2 separate regions of the Mus musculus genome follow, and region 2 is linked to region 1. The links are chromatin loops, found by intact Hi-C in ENCODE. Cell type or tissue: heart. All regions are shown on one strand.

Evidence for each region. Peaks named below come from ENCODE experiments on the same cell type or tissue, not always from the same donor. Only the 100,000 strongest peaks of a DNase experiment are listed, where the experiment ranks them.
Region 2: a loop joins it to region 1, with 11 times the contacts of the local background. A loop is called at or near these places in 5 of 42 quality-filtered maps.

Annotation. Positions count from the first base shown.
Region 1 is chr5:86,406,360-86,414,359 of GRCm38, reverse strand. Tmprss11a (transmembrane protease, serine 11a) reads left to right here. Exons shown (of 9, transcript NM_001033233.2): 9 at 2,437-3,950. The coding sequence ends at 2,598. Among named protein-coding and RNA genes, the nearest start is that of Tmprss11d, 37 kb to the right of the region's middle. In heart, a CTCF peak has its summit at 3,349; no DNase peak of the experiment used is centred here.
Region 2 is chr5:86,062,065-86,070,064 of GRCm38, reverse strand. Cenpc1 (centromere protein C1) reads left to right here and starts at 4,482. Exons shown (of 19, transcript NM_007683.4): 1 at 4,482-4,737. The coding sequence starts at 4,720. In heart, no CTCF peak of the experiment used is centred here; DNase peaks (open chromatin) are centred at 3,344 and 4,414; H3K4me3 peaks cover 3,394 bases; H3K27ac peaks cover 2,172 bases.

The DNA.
Region 1 (8,000 bases):
GTGTTAGTATCATAGCACCTAAGGACTCTTAAGTGTTTTCTTATTGAACAACCTGAAACAAGCAAAGGCTTCTTTGACCTTATCAAACACAAAATGTAAATGTCTTAGTCCAGAAGCTCTTAGGATAAGTCTTGTAATGTTGCCTTACACAACAGGCTCACAAATTACAAAGGCAGCAATCATGTACAGTGAACTGCGGAAGCTCTAGAATATAATAGAAAAGAAGTAGTCTCCCCTTCAAGAAAATGTTTGTTTTTTTTTTTTTTTGGAACAAACATCAGAGAAATGATACTTTAATGAGACCTAAAAAATAAGTAGCACTTATTATGCAGTTACAGAAAAAGAAAGAGAGAATACTTACAACTGTGAAGACGTCTACATTTATAACATGACCAGTTACTGTAATTTGTAGTCGGTAACCCCAAAAAAGCAGAAGCAGAATGGCAGGTGAGAGGGCTATTTAATGGGGTGCAAAGCTTGATTAGGTATACCCGTCAGTATCCTACTGTTGTTCTTCATGACATCTCTCCCAGTCTTCCAGAATCTGTGTGTTGTGTGTGTTTTCTGATGAAGATCTGAGTCTGTTTCTTTCCACATGCAAGAATTCTTTTGAGATGAAACCCTTGTAAATATCAAAGAGGTAAATCTACTCGGTGAAATGATGAGACTTTTGGTAGCATGGGGTGACAAAAGGCCCTGCCCACAAATCCACAAATGACACAGAATGAACAAGTGTTAGGGTGGGGGAGGAAAGAAAAAGAACAAAAGTTTGTAACACACAGGTCAGGCCAGAGTGGGATCTAATCCATAGCTAACCTCTGTTGCCAAGAGTGTGGAAGGAGACCGCTATAATTTAAGGAAGAGATGGGAAGAAGTGAGCGGAAGCTCACCAGAAGGCTTGGAGCAGACGGGGGATGATAATTCAGAGACCCGTGGAAAGATTTGTGGACCAGAGGACTCACTGGAATTGGACTCAACGAAGTATAAGAAAGCCCCTACTCATAGAAAAAGTCGCTGAAAAAAAGTGGCTCAAGTGCTGGAGAACAGGCATGGTAACCCGGGTACATGATCAGGGCTTCAGAGCATCTGATAATACACAATTACAAGCATCCATGTAGCATATAATTTTAAAATGCACACTTTCTCTTTGCCCAGTGAAGGCAACGGCAGTCTCACCCAGCACCGATGGCTAGATTTCCCAAGCCAATCTGGTCTCAGTTTGTTCCCTGCCCAGTGCCAGCTGTCTCACTCAGCCCCCCACCCCCACCCCCCACCCCCGCTAGCTTCGATAAACCTCTAATGGCTGTTCTGCAGCTATGCCCTTTCTCCTGCTCACCTTAGTCACAGGGGATGGAAAACACCAGACAGCTACAAACTATCAGTCCCTGGGAATTACAAGTCTGTTATTTCCTATTTGCTCCACAGCCTTCTCTCTCTCTCTCTCTCTCTCTCTCTCTCTCTCTCTCTCTCTCTCTCTCTCTCTCTCTCTCTCTCTCTTTCTCTTCCTCTTCCTTTTCCTCTTCCTCCTGGGACCCAGAAATCCAGCCTTATTCTCTGCCTAAGGATTGGCTTCTTGCTGTCCTTATTTCCGAGTTAAAATGGGGAAGGTTCACATGGAATCACCTGACTATGTGAACCACTCTTAGTCGTGGCAGCCCCTTTTAAGGAAGCAGAATTAGCACCGAAATACAAACAGCACAAGGACAATCCACAACACACAAACATCAACTTGGTTTCCTTATATCACCAAATGCTTATCTAGAATTCAATAAATGTCCCCTAACATAGAGGAGGGGAAGAAGAAGGAGAAAGAGAACGAGTAAAAGTGAGGATTTCTCCACCAAACATCTCAGTAAACAAGATCCAAGCACAAACCAAAAAGCATCAGAACTGTTGATGAGAAATCCCGCCTGCCAAAAAGTAAATGCTCACAACTTAGTGCAGATTTGCAATTTTGTTTCTGGTTGGAGCTCAGCTAAGAGTTTGATCTAATAAAGATTCCAGTTGTAATCACTACCAGGCACACTGGGGAGGGCAGGGTTGGACGTGGTTCTTAAGGTGATATTCAGATCACTACATAACATACTAGGTGAGAGAAGCTATCTCCATTTGACAACAGATCCCAAAGGAAAAACTACTTGCCTCAACAGAGTTTCATTGGTATACAAACCACACTTCAGGTCAGATCTCATCTCATGTCCAGCAGTAGATGGACAACACAAAATGACCTCAATTGTAATTTGGAGATTTTTTTTTGTCTCATATTGCTATGTTTGAGCATTTTCTACTGTACTGGTCTAATGCTTGTATGTATTGGGCATTACTTTCTTATTTAGTGTTGGTAATCTATACACATGCTTAGAATAAATAAGTGATTCATCAAACTTTTGTAAATGATAAACTGTTTAGCCAGTTGTTTTTCTCGTTTATTTTCAGGGTGATTCTGGGGGACCATTGGTTATAAGAGACAACAAAGATACCTGGTATCTCATTGGAATTGTGAGCTGGGGAGACAACTGTGGTCAAAAGAACAAGCCTGGGGTGTACACACAAGTGACTTATTACCGACACTGGATTGCTTCGAAAACGGGTCTCTAACTCGCTACAGATAGATGTTAAAGAAAACCGTAGCGTGTCGGTTATATGCATGTAAGAATTCAGACATCCATTTGGTGGCATTGGCACAATGAAATGAGATTAAATGGCTGGACCTAGCAATGTGAAACACATGATTTATTTCAGAATCGCATATTTGTGAAGGTGTAGGCTGATTTATCATTGAAAAATGCAGTAAAGATCCTTCATCTCTTTAAAGCAAGGGTGCATGGGATGCATTATGTGGTTTTACAGATGGCCTGGGAGAGTTTTAGAATGTGTTTTTTCTGGGTACCCTTCAAGTAAAAAACGCTTTGAATCTTCAGAGACGTCAAGGTGCTCATACAAGTCCCTTTGATTTATCTAGAGTTCATACACATCTTTTTGTCTTCTTTACATTTCTTCTAGATTTTCCAGTTTTTTCCACCACAGGAAATAAGTTTGTTACTTCTAAATGCATATCAGGGAATTTAGAAGGGACGATTATATCAAAATTTGGTGGCAAAATAAAGTGAAGTTAGTTTAAACTTTGCTGGGAATTTTTTCTGTTTTTTTTTTTATGATTTTTAGAAACACTACCATGTATACAACACTCATATCACCATCCCGATGGCATAGAGATACATAAGAGAAATACTGATTAATGGTACTTGATCAATATATAATTTTTATCCTGAAAAATTGACAGGGATGATGACTGAGCTGTTCCAGGATAGGTGTACAAGATATTTTGAATGCGCACTTACATATTTTGGTCGCCAGGGGGAGATTTTTGTCCAGCATTATCTTAAGGTCAAATAATGGAAAACTACAGGGAATTTATGTCCAGGAAGTAAAAACAAACAGACTCATGAAGGCATCAGGAAAGTGAAACATTGTTGCCCACAATAGACCTAAAGAAGGCTTTATTGGATAATTTCTTGCCTGTGAGATGTCTAAATTTTCAAGTTAAGGTATATAAAACAGCTTAACAAAGTTATATGCAATTTGCATCCTTAGTTGTCAAATTCACATGCCCTCTTTCCTTGCAAAGTTTGTTTATGGCTGCTGTATTTATTGAATCGGTGTACCTAGGACATTTCTCACTAAGTGCTATTGGATCAGTTTTCAAACTAGGAAACTCTTACTACCACTACTCACTTCAAAGCAAGGTTCTTTCTTCATATATGTAATAAATTCTCACATAAATTTTCTGCATTACAGTGGTTAACTATGATTGTGTTTCTAATGCTAAGATTCAGAAAGTGGTCTTAGAGTTGTAAATAATGCGCTCCAAACTGTCTGCTGCAGCATTTCATTCATGGTTGTATGGGAACAAATAATGTTTTAAATCTAATAAAGTTGGTGATCAGAGCATATACAGTCTCTCTGAGTCTGTGTTCAGAAAGTCTTTCAACTGATGAAGTGGAACAAAATACTCACGGGAGCAAATATGGAGACAATGTGTAGAGCAGAGACTAAAGGAAAGGCCATTCAGAGACTGCCCCACCTGGGGATCCATCCTATATACAGACACCAAACCCAGACACTATTGTGGATGCCGACAAGTGCTTGCTGACAGGAGCCTTATATAGCTGTCTCCTGGGAGGCTCTGCCAGAGCCTGACAAATACAGATGCAGATGCCTGCAGTCAACCATCAGACTAAGCACAGGGACCCCAATGGAGAAGTTGGGGCAAGGACTGAAGGAGCTGAAGGGGTTTGCAACCTCATAGAAAGAACAAAATATCAAACAACCAAAGCTCCCATGGACTAAACCACCACCCAAAGAGTACACATGAGGGGACCCATGGCTCCACCTGGATATGTAGCAGGGGATGGCCTTGTCGGGCATCAATGGGAGGAGAGGCCCTTGGTCCTGTGAAGGCTTGATGTAGGGGATTTCTAGGGTGGGGAGGCAGGAGTGGGTGGGTGCGTGCAAGAACGCTTCATAGAAGCAGGTGAGGGGTATGGAATAGGGGGTTTCGGGAGGGGGGGACCAGGAAAGGGGATAACATTTGAGATGTAAATAAAGAAAATACCCAATAAAAAAGATTTTTTAAAAATTCTCATAAAAAAATTCTAGGTCATTCTCAGCTACTCAGGAAACTGGAAGCCAGACTGGGTTGTGGGAGACTTTATCTCAGAAAATAAAAAAATCCAACAAAATAATCACACTCTTTAGATAACTAGTTAGGGTAATTCTTTAGAAAACAAGGTTTCTTAGCCCTGGTGTTATTGAAGCTTTGTCTGGAACTAGTCTTGATTGTAAGGAGCTAACCAGTTCAGAGGATTCAGCAAGTCTTCTTACATGTCTGTAGCACCCCTTTCCCACAAATTTTGATAACCAAAAGTAGCTCTACACATTAGCAAATATCCTCCAAGGGATGAAATTGTGTCCCAGAAGAATTGCTATTTTGAAGGCAGTTGATCACTTTTAGAAATATCAGAAACTCAAAGAAGTGACATTGAGTATTCAAAATGTACAGTACAGTTGTCAAGCAGCAATGGATGGATGAACGAACAATACTTGTCAGTAGCTGCTTCTGATTCAGGCTCATCCAAGTTAGCTTGGAGAGTTTCTATCTCTTTCAAGTGGGAGACTTTAAGTTAAATCCCCAGAGGATGTGAAGCTGAGGAGAAAAGCAGGTAGGGGGAGGTGAAGGAAGATAGTTGTGGGTGGGTATGATAACTACACATTATAGAAATGTGCAAAACTTGCAAAGAATAAAAATATCATTAAAATCCTCCCTTGGTGCCATACAGCACATTTCAGGCAGAAAGGTATACTCTGAGCTCACTGTGTGGAGAGAGATCATGAGGGCAGGATTTCTGCCAATTCATTTAGCTTGATTATAATACACAGGAAGAAACAATATTTTATTGTCATAATCACATACATACATACATACATACATACATACATACATACATACATACATACAGTGAAATACCTAAGTAATAACTTAGACTGAAGGTTCATAAAGCAACACTCACCCCTGCTAGCTGTAATGGAGTCGTTTTATTGATTTTATGAAACATCTAGTACCAAGTTGACTGTAATCTAGTAAGTAATGTCCTTCAGAAGATGATTCAACTAGTCACTGCTATTACCCATGTCCACCCACTTTCACACTGCTGGCCTCCCAGCCTTCAGATCTCCTTGTGATACTCACTTAGTGAGTTTTCACCAAGTTGTGTGATTCCATAATTTGGTTCCCTTCCATCAAAATAGCATTGATATGACTTTTGCCTGAAAATCAGCCCCGTGCCAATCAGCAGAGTTTGTCTTTTGCTACTGCTCTGGGACTCTGACCCTCATGAACACATCCTCTTTTGTCCCACCGTTCTTCCTTTCTGAGATCAGCTTCCTTTTTGATCACACTGCTTTGTTTACTATAGAAAACTAAGATTTTTTTCAAAAGCATATATTTTTTAATTAAATTATTTTATTTACATTCCAAAAGTTGCCTCCCTTCCTGGTCCCCCTCCCCAAATTCTTTACCCCATCCTCCTGCTTCCTTCACTCCACCTCTGAGAGGGTGTTCACCCTCCTGCCCACCCACCCCTACCTCTTCTCTGGGGTATCAAGTTTCCATAGGATTAAACTCATCCCCTCCCACTGGGGCCATCCAATGCAGTTCTCTGCTATACATGTGCCCAGGGCCATGAACCAGCTCATGTATGCTCCTAGGTTTTTGGCTTAGTCTCTGGGAGCTCTGAGGGGTCCAGGTTAGTTGACACTGCTGCAGTCCCCTTCAGCTCCTTCAGTCCTTCCCCATATCTCTTCCATATTGGTCCCCAATCTCGATCTAACGGTTGGCTGTAAGTATCTGCCTTTGTCCCAGTCAGTTGTTGATAGAGCCTCTCAGAGGACTCCTGTCTGCATATACAATATGGTCTCAGTAATAGTGTCAGGAATTGGTATGTGTGCACGGGATGGATCCCAAGTTGGGCCAATCTGGATGGCCTTTCCTTCAGTCTCTACTCCATTTTTGCCTCTCCATTTATTTTAGATAGGAACAGTTCTGGGTTAAAATTTTTGAAGATGGGTGAACAGGCCCCTGCCTTAACTAGGGATAGTGCCTGTCTACTGGAGGTGATCTCTTCCTGTTAAATCTCCTCATTGTTGGGCTAATGTCTTACCCATTGAGTCCAGGTAGCCTCTCACATCCCAGGACTCTGGGACTTTCTAGAGGTTTCTCCTGCTCCCTACTACTCAAAGATTCACATTAGTCATTCTTCTGTGTAACCTCTCCCAGCCTGAAACAGGCTGATCCAGACCTTGACCTTGCTGCCACTGAAGAGATTACCTAGGGTGGAGCCTTCCTGCCTAGATGGCTCTATTGTTCCACCAGAGGCCACTGCACCTCCAAGACACTGCTACCTGCTGAGAGGCCAAGGAGATATTCCAGAGGAACATCCTCTCCTACTGACTGGCTCCAAGAAAGGATTGGTGGGGGATGGGCCTTCCCCCTTATAAGCACACTCAGTAAACTGGCGGGCCTTGAACAGAATCGTGTCTTGGTCTCCATTAATTTCTCTCGCAGTCTAGTCTCTTTCAGCCCCAGCCTGCCTCCCAGGTGTACCCAGTTCAAGTAGGCCGCGGGCTGGTATACAACACTTCTGGCCCTCTGTGTATCCCTCCTTTCTCTCGACATACCTAATCCTGTCCCTCCTTTTCCCCTCCCATCTCCCACCAGGTTCCTTCCTCCCTCTGCCTCCCATAATTGTTTTGTTCCCCTTTTAAGTGAGTTTCAGATATCCATGCTTAGGAATTCCTTCTCTGGTTAACCGTCCTACAATCTGTGAGTTGTATCATGGGTTTTTGGTTAATATCCACTTATACCGTGTATGTCATTCTGGGTCTGGGTTAACTCACTCTAGATGATATTTTCTACTTCCATCCATTTACCTGCAAAATTCATAATGTCTTTGTTCTTGGTAGCTGAAAAGTATTCCATTGTGTAAATGAACCACATTTTCTGTAGTCATTCTTCAGTTGAGGAATATTTGGGTTGTTTCCAGCTTCTGACTATCACCTATAAGACTGCTATGAGTCTTTGTGGTATCAGTGGAGCATCTTTTGGGTTTATTCCCAGGAGTGGTATAGCTAGGTCTTCAGGTAGATCTATTTCCAAAATTCTGAGGAACTGCTAGACTGATTTCCAGAGTAGTTGTACCAGCTTGCAATCCCACCAGCAATGGAGGAGTGTTCCTCTTTCTCCACATCCTTACCAGCATGTAGTGGCCCTTGAGGGTTTTTTTTTGTTTTGTTTTGTTTTTTTAATCTTAGCCATTCTGATTGTGTAATGTAGAATTTCAGGGTCGTTTTGATTTGCATTTCCCTGATGATTAACATTTCTTTAAGTGCTTCTCAGCCATTTGAGATTCCTCTGTTGAGAATTCTGTGTTTAGCTCTGTACC
Region 2 (8,000 bases), 340 kb after region 1:
AATAACATGTATAAATATATAAAACAATATATAATATATAAATGTTTCACTGATATAAAATATGTTAATATATTGCATATAAATATGAAACATAAAAATAAATATATATGTGCATGTGTGTGTGGTGTGTATGCATGCATATGTGTTTACAACACATAACTGGGGGGAAAAACAGCTTTAATTTTATCCATAAGTTGGAATATTTGAATGAATTACAAGTCACACAGTCTCAGTTCCAGTCAGTTTTTATTGACTCTGGTAGGATGAAAGTATTTTCAGTAGAGAAAATGGAAATGGTTGTAATAGGATCCCAGGGATTCCTAGGTACTCATTGTAGGGTTTCTTCCCTTGCCCTTTACCCTGTAATTATTGACACAGTGAGCCTTTTTAAAAAAATCAAAACATGCTTTCCTGAAGTATTTGGGTCAGGAAAAAAAAAGAGGAAGAATCACTGTTTAAGAATTTAATTTGCTAGCCTTAGCATTTTAAGTATTGAATGAAGAATTACTCTTAGCTGCTAAGAGCTCCTCTTAGCTATACGTTCCTACTATTTTAGAATGTATCTTGTTATATATGTAGAATAATATGGGAGGTTATGGATCTCCCTTTCCCCCTTTTGAAGACAGGGTCTCATTATGCAACTTGATTGACTTGGAACGTACTTTGTAAGCCAGGGTGGTGGCCTTGCACTCCAGAAGATCTATCTGCCTGCCTGTGCTGAGATCAAAGATGTACACCGCCACACCCAGCTGAGCTTGTGGTTCTTGATTGACAACTGGTCGTGGAGCACCTAGATTAGTAAAGAACACTCCCGGATATGTCTATGAGGACATTTACAGGGAAGCTTAACTAAGAGGGGACGACTCCCTCGCACATACCAAGGAGCCAGGATGGAATAAAAGGGGGTGTGGCTGCTCCCTGGCTTCTGTGGTTTGTGTGTCTGCTGCCATATCCCCTCTGTTATCATGAACTGACACTTCTGAAACCGGGAGCAAAATAAAACCCTTCCCGTTACGTTGTTTCCTCAAGTGCTTGGTTACACTGTTGAAAAGTCTAACCCAGAGGGCAAATAGATCCAGAACACCAGTTCCCAAATCAGGACAATCGCAAGCTACAGTTAGCTTTAACAGAAACTAAGAATTCAGAATGATAGATACTTTGGGGCTAGAATAATAGTTATGTTATTGTATGAGTCAAATTTTTAGAAAATATATTTTTACCACTACAAACCCAACATATACAAGATTCAAGTCTTTATTGTTCCTTTGAGATCATTCAGTTGGTCCTGCTGGAGGAAACCGTGGATTGAAGCTTCACTGTTTCACAGCCATTTCCCCTGTTCCCAGAGTGAGGCTCTTATCTGTAGAAGCAGGCAGAAGAGAAGCACAATCATTTCTTACTGCTGCCTTTGCTTTTTTTCCTCCCAAAGAAAGGGCAGGGATGAGTCATAGGTGTCTGACTTTTCCATGGTAACAGGGTGGGAGGGTACAGTGTCTGGTCACTAGCTTCATGGATGCTGACAACTTAGCCAGGGGGCATCAGTTAGTGTTAGGTATGAGGTGGTCAGCCTTGGTGTGGCCTAGCATTCACGGAGCCTTCCGTGAGGTGGCAGTTTTGTAACTCCGGTGACTTCCTGATTGCATTTCCTTTATGTTCTTTAGAGGCCAACATTATTATCAGGTTCCTAATTTTTCGATTTGCCTCAGAACTGCTTTAGTGTTTTAGTGTAGCTTTAATTGCACTGTTTTTGTTGTTGTTGTTGTTGATTTTTTTTGACCCTGGTCCTCTAAACCTGCCCCAGAGCCACTGTTTTACCATTCCTTCCAAGATTGTCTAAGCTGTTAAATGCTGGATGGCGCATGGGCTTTAATAGGAATGACTGATTACAGTCTTTTTAATAATTCCTTCATTGGCTATAGAATTATTGAAATTTTATTGTAACACCAGAAGTGTCCCATAATGAGATTACATTTTGCTCTTCTCAACGTATTTTTCAATATAATAAAATTTCCCCTAATCCAGCTACAATTTCTGCCCCATAAGGTTGCTGGCATTTTTTTCTTTGTGTTTTCTCTCTTTAACACGCTTTTATTTTTATGTACTACCTGTGAGATAAAGTTTGGCATTTTATCATTTATGGTTTCCTAGGGTCATTTTTTTTTTAAATTTATTGGATATTTTCTTTATTTACATTTCAAATGTTATAACCCCTTTCCTCGTTTCCCCTCCGAAAACCCTCTAGGGTCATTTTGAATGAACAAGTATCTGCAGATGATCCAAATTTAGGACATAGTGTGCCATTTTGCCTGTAACACTATCAGGGAAATCTGGAAGTCATTTATGCGCAAGGCAAGGGTAACCACACACGCAGTTATTGTTGCCTTCACAGAATCAGAGATTATGCTCTGTGTGTGGCCGTTGCTATAAGCTAGGCAGGTAAAGTGCTCCACCAGGCTGGTTTTCATGATGTGCAGGGGTGGGGTTGAGGGGTGGAGTGAGAGTTTCAGGTCCCAGCACACTTTCCCCTTTATGCCTTTCTGGGCTGTGAACTTGATGAGGGTCTTAGAAATCAGATGCGTTCGGCCTGGTGGGCTCTGCTCTCCTCTCCTCATTCCCTGTGGGATGTTAGCATTTTGACGACAAAAAGCCCCACTGGCTGTCCTGTTTGATCATCCTCAGTATTTCTTCTGATGATACCTTTCTGGAAGTTCCACTTGGACTTTCTCGAGCTTCATCCTCTGTGGGGAGCGGGGCAGAATATTTTCAACTATTCCAGGTTGGGCAGCATCAGCACAATTCGAAGGAAGGTGGAAGGCGATCAACTTGCAAGTCATCCTGGATGCCATCACCTACCTGAGAGGTCACACCCTGTGTATTAGGGCTGGTCTCTCTGTGTCTTGAGCAGCTGAGAGACTCAAACCCTCATTGCCAACTTTGTTTATTCTCCTGGACAGCAACAGCTTCCTGATGCTTGTTGGTTCCAAAGGCACCAAAGCAAAAACCCCCATGTTTACTCTGAACGTTTTGATGTGATTCTCTAGAGTCGATTCACTCTCAACTGCTTTTTCAGCAAACAGCGTCTGCATGTTGAGCAACTCAAGCATCTTGCCCTTTCATTTTGGTCACAGGTCTTGTTCAAAATTCCCACAAAGTGTCGTGTTGCAACCGAGGACAACCGTCTCAAAATGATTTTCAACGCAGGAGAAAGTCTCCGTTTCAGCCGCCAGGGTCGGCTGACTCCTCTTGGAGATTTATCGAGTCGTAGCTGTTGTACAGTTTGCCTGGACTCTGTAGCTTCCCATTGGAGAATATGATAAATAAGTAAGTTTGCAGCACCTCTGCTGCCCTCTGGCGGATCTGACTGGCGAGCCGGGCAAGCGTCGCTGCAATCATGAGCACATTCAGCTCATATGGAGCCCCATCATTCTAAAATAATCTACACTAAAAAGAGATTTATTCACTTTATAGGTATGATTGTTTTGTCTGCTTGCCTGCGAGGACATCACGTGCGTGCTTTTTGCTAGCTGAGGCCGGAATAGGTGTCAGATCCCCTGGAACTGGAGCTACAAACGGTTGAGTTGCTTTGTGGGTGCTGGGAATCGAACTTTGCTCCTTTAAAAGTGCAGCAAGCGCTCTTGACCACTGAGCCATCGCTCCATCCCTGCAGACTCTCTCTCTTTTCTTTCCTTCCTTCTGTATGTATGTATGTATGTATGTATGTATGTATTTATGGCATTCTGTCTCCTAAGGAAATAGAGCAGCTACAGGCTGCGACCTAGAGTCACGTGGACAGGACAAAATACACATCGGTGTATTTTCCTTGTTTTCCAATTGGGGTCATTACCTTAATTTTCGCATAAGACAGAAGCAGTCACTTTCTCTTAAAAACATTATGTTCGTTCTACTGATATGCATATATAATTTATGCCTTTGCTTCATAAATAATTTTTAAATACTTGAAAAAAGAATAGCATTACTATTTTCAGAGATACTGTATAGATGGGCGGGTTGCAGCTGACGAATCTGCGTAGTGTACTCTGCTCAAAACGCCAGCAATTTCTACCTGTAATCCTTTTTAAGTATTACCTATTAATCCGTAGTAGAACTGCTGGGATGTATTATACATTTATCTCAAGGAGCACAGGTGGTGCTCAACACCTGCTTTCTAAATACGAGCAGTCATAGACGCAACAAACTGTCTGAAGAAAGTAGAACAGGAGAGTCCACACAAAGCCCGGACAAGTCGACCGGCGAGGGGAGTGGCGAAGGGTGAGAGGCGTGGCGACCGGCGAGGGGAGTGGCGAAGGGTGAGAGGCGTGGCGACTGGTGAAAGGCGTGGCGACGGGTGAGAGGCGGGGCGATGAGTGGGAGGTTGAGACGCGGGCGGAAGAGCAAGGCGCGCTGGGCAGGAGGGCGGGGCGAACTGAGAAAGGCGGGTTGATAGGTGAGTAACAGGCGAATGGGCGGGAACAAGAGCCGGAGTCTTTAAAAAACGCCAATTAACGGCCGGCTAAGCTAGGCTTGTGCGCAGGCGTGGCTCGTTTGACTTTTATTCATTTATTTTTCTTGGTGGCTGCTGTTTATTTACGGCTGAGTGTTAAGTGCGGGTCGCGCAGCTCTGGGGACGCCTCCGTCCGCAATCTTACTCTAACCCTCCTGGAACCCTGGCCGGCTTGGGTTTCCCTCTCAGGCCTCCGTTTGACCTAGTGGGCCGGAACCATGGCCTCGTTCCATCTGGTAAGTGCGGGTCTGGATCGGGCCTGCGCGATGCGTCGCTCGCCCTGTGCTGGACCGGGTGCATATCCGGCTTGTCGGGGTGGGGTGGGGTGAGGCTTGTGAGGGGTGCGGAGGCTTGTGAGGGGTGCGGAGGGATCGGGTAGCGGGTGCCTAGTCCCGCCTGTCTGGGTGGGGTGGGGCTTGTCTGGGGTGGCTTAAAAGCTGCACAGGTAACAAATCAGGTGTGCTGGTGTACTGGTAGTGGAAGTAACTGGACTGTTACTGGTTCACGTCGTAAGCTCATCCATCCGTGCCTGCTCCCCCCCCCCCCCCCCGGAAGAGATTCCTTCATTTCTACATTTCAGCCTTTTCCCGTTTTTCAGTCTTCCAAATACTCATGACTATTGTACAAGCCAGTCTTGATGGTCTGGAAAACCTCGAGTATTAATTTCGAAATACTATTTTATGTGAAGAGTCTAATATTTATGGGACACCTGTTAATGATAAAGCTTTATACAAGGCAATCATATTTTAAAAGGTGCCAGCTTTGAATGTTTGATGTGGGCCACGACTTGCCACTTTATGTCTCTTGACACACTTGATATTCATTCCAAGTTTTGTATGATTACTATGCCCTATTTCCTCCCTAACTCAGCAGTTCAATTTATCTTTGAAAGAAAACCTTCGTTGATGGTTTCTATCATGTAGTTGTGTGTGTGTTTATGCATGCTTAACATGTATGAAAAGACAGTTTAGTCGAGCATCGAACTTTTTATACAGAAGAATAACAAGAACCAAGGCGAGATACATCCACCGAGTTACAGTGACACAAAACATAAGGAATGTATACATCAAAAGAAGGCAGGGACCAGGCCACTGCCACTAAGAAGGGAGCCTGGTGTAATGCTAGTCTATTTATTGTTAAGCCCACCACTAGGGGTTCTTAGTAAATGCCTGATTATGTTGTTTCTTTTGGACCTAGTGAAGAAACCTGTCTCGGGGATTCCCTAACTCTTTCATGGTAAACCCACCTATTCCCTAGGCCAGTGTGAATTAGAAGTAAATTTGAATGTTACTGAATAGATAACCTTCTTACTGAATTCCAAGTTTGTCGGCTTCAAGGATTTTTTGGGATGTCGGAACACTGGCGAAGGCTTAGTTATGTCAGAATTCAATCTTTAAAGGCACTTATAATAAAATAATACTAAAAGAGAACACATGGATCCATACACCAGACTAACGTGGGGATAGGGTATGAGTATATGGGTTATGAGAATGCCAAGATACCAGGAGGTTGGGATTCCTTGAAACTCTTTGCCTTGTGAGTGCTTCCAGGCCTCTCGGAGTGTGTGTAGCACCTCCTGATTCATTCTATCCTCTACTCTTAGACAAGAGTCCCTGAGCTCTGTCTGATATTTGACTGTGATCTCTGAGTTTGTTTCCATCTGTTGCTGGATGAAGCTTCTCAGGAGACAGTTATAGTAGGTTCTATTGGCAAGCATAGCAGAGTATTAATAATAGTGTCAGAGATTGGCTCTCTTGAATGGGGTGGATCTCAAGTTGGGCCAGTCATTGGTAAGCTGTTTCCTCAATTTCTGCTCCATCGCTCTATCTTTATCTCTGTACATCTTGTGTATGTAGGCAGGGCTAATTTCAGGTTTTGTGAATGGGTTGGTATCCTTATCATTCCACTAGGGGTCCTGTCTGATAGGATGTGGCCACTTCAGTTTCCATATACCCTACTGCTAGGAGTTTCAGCTAGGGTCACCCCCATAGACTCCAGGGAGTGTTGTGTGCCCCACCCCACCCCAGTTCTCTAGCTAGCCCCAGAGATGCCCCCCACCAGTTTCTGTTCACTTTCCCAGCCAACCCTATGCATCCTCCACTCTTCCCACACCCAATCCCCATTTCTGTTCTCCTCCCCTCTCCCACCCAGTTCCCTGCCTCCATCCATCTCTATATTATTTTCCCTTTTGAGTGAGTCATGCATCTTCCCTTGGGCACTCTTTATTACTTAGTTTCTTTGGTCTGTGGATTGTAGCATGTTTATTTTGTACTTTATGGCTAATATTCATTTATGAGTACATACCATGCTTGTCTTTCTGGGTCTAGGTTACCTCACTTAAGATATTTTCTAGTTCCATCCATTTTCCTGTAAATTTCATTATGTCTTTGTTTTTAGTAGCTGAGTGGTATTCCATTGTGTAGATGTACAACATTTTCATTATCCATTCTTCAGTTGAGGGACATTGAGGTTGTTGCCAGTTTCTGGCTATTATGAGTAAAGCTGCTATGAATGTAGTTGAGCAAGTGTCCTTGTGGTATGATGGGGGCATCATTTGGTATATGCCCAGGAGTGGCATATATAGCTGGGTCTTGGAGTAGAACTATTCTCAGTTTTCTGAGAAACTAACACATTGATTTCCAGAGTGGTTGTAATAGTTTTGCATGCCCACCAGCAATGGAATTCTTCTTTTTCCACATCCTCGCCAGCATATGCTATTTCTCATTTCTTTTCTTTTCTTTTTCTTTTCTTTTCTTTTCTTTCTTTTTTTTTCTTTTTTCTTTTTCTTTTTCTTTTTCTTTTTTTTTTTTTTTTTTTTTTGAGATAGGGTTTCTCTGTATAGCGCTGGCTGTCCTGGAACTCACTTTGTAGACCAGGCTGGCCTCGAACTCAGAAATCCATCTGCCTCTTCCTCCTGAGTGCTGGGATTAAAGGCGTGCACCACCACACCCGGCTTCGTGTGCTATTTCTTGAGTTTTTTATTTTAGCCATCGATGGGTGTAAGATGGAATCTCAGAGTCGTTTTGATTTGCATTTCCATGATGATTAACGACATTGAACATTTCCTTAAGCACTTCTTGGCCATTAAGAGATTGAGAATTCTCTGTTTAGCTCTGTACCTTATTTTTAAATTGGGTGATTTGGTTTGTTGGTGTCTAATTTCTCAAGTTCTTTTTATATTTTGGATATTAGTCCTCTTGTCAGCTATAGTGTTGGTGAAGATCTTTTCCCATTCTATAGGCTGCCATTTTGTCCTATTGATGGCGTCTTTAGCCTTGCAGAAGCTTTTCAGTTTCCAGGGCTTAAAGCTTGGAATGTGGGTGGCAAGCTCCTTCTTAGTCATCTTGCCTGCTTCTAGGGTGCTTTATAGTATTATACTGGACAGTTGATAGACACTTGTCCAATGAGTGCATGAAAATATGTTCTCTTATTAATTATGTATTGTACTGGAATTATTTGAAGATGAGTTGTATTTGATTATATTTTAAAAAAATTGATA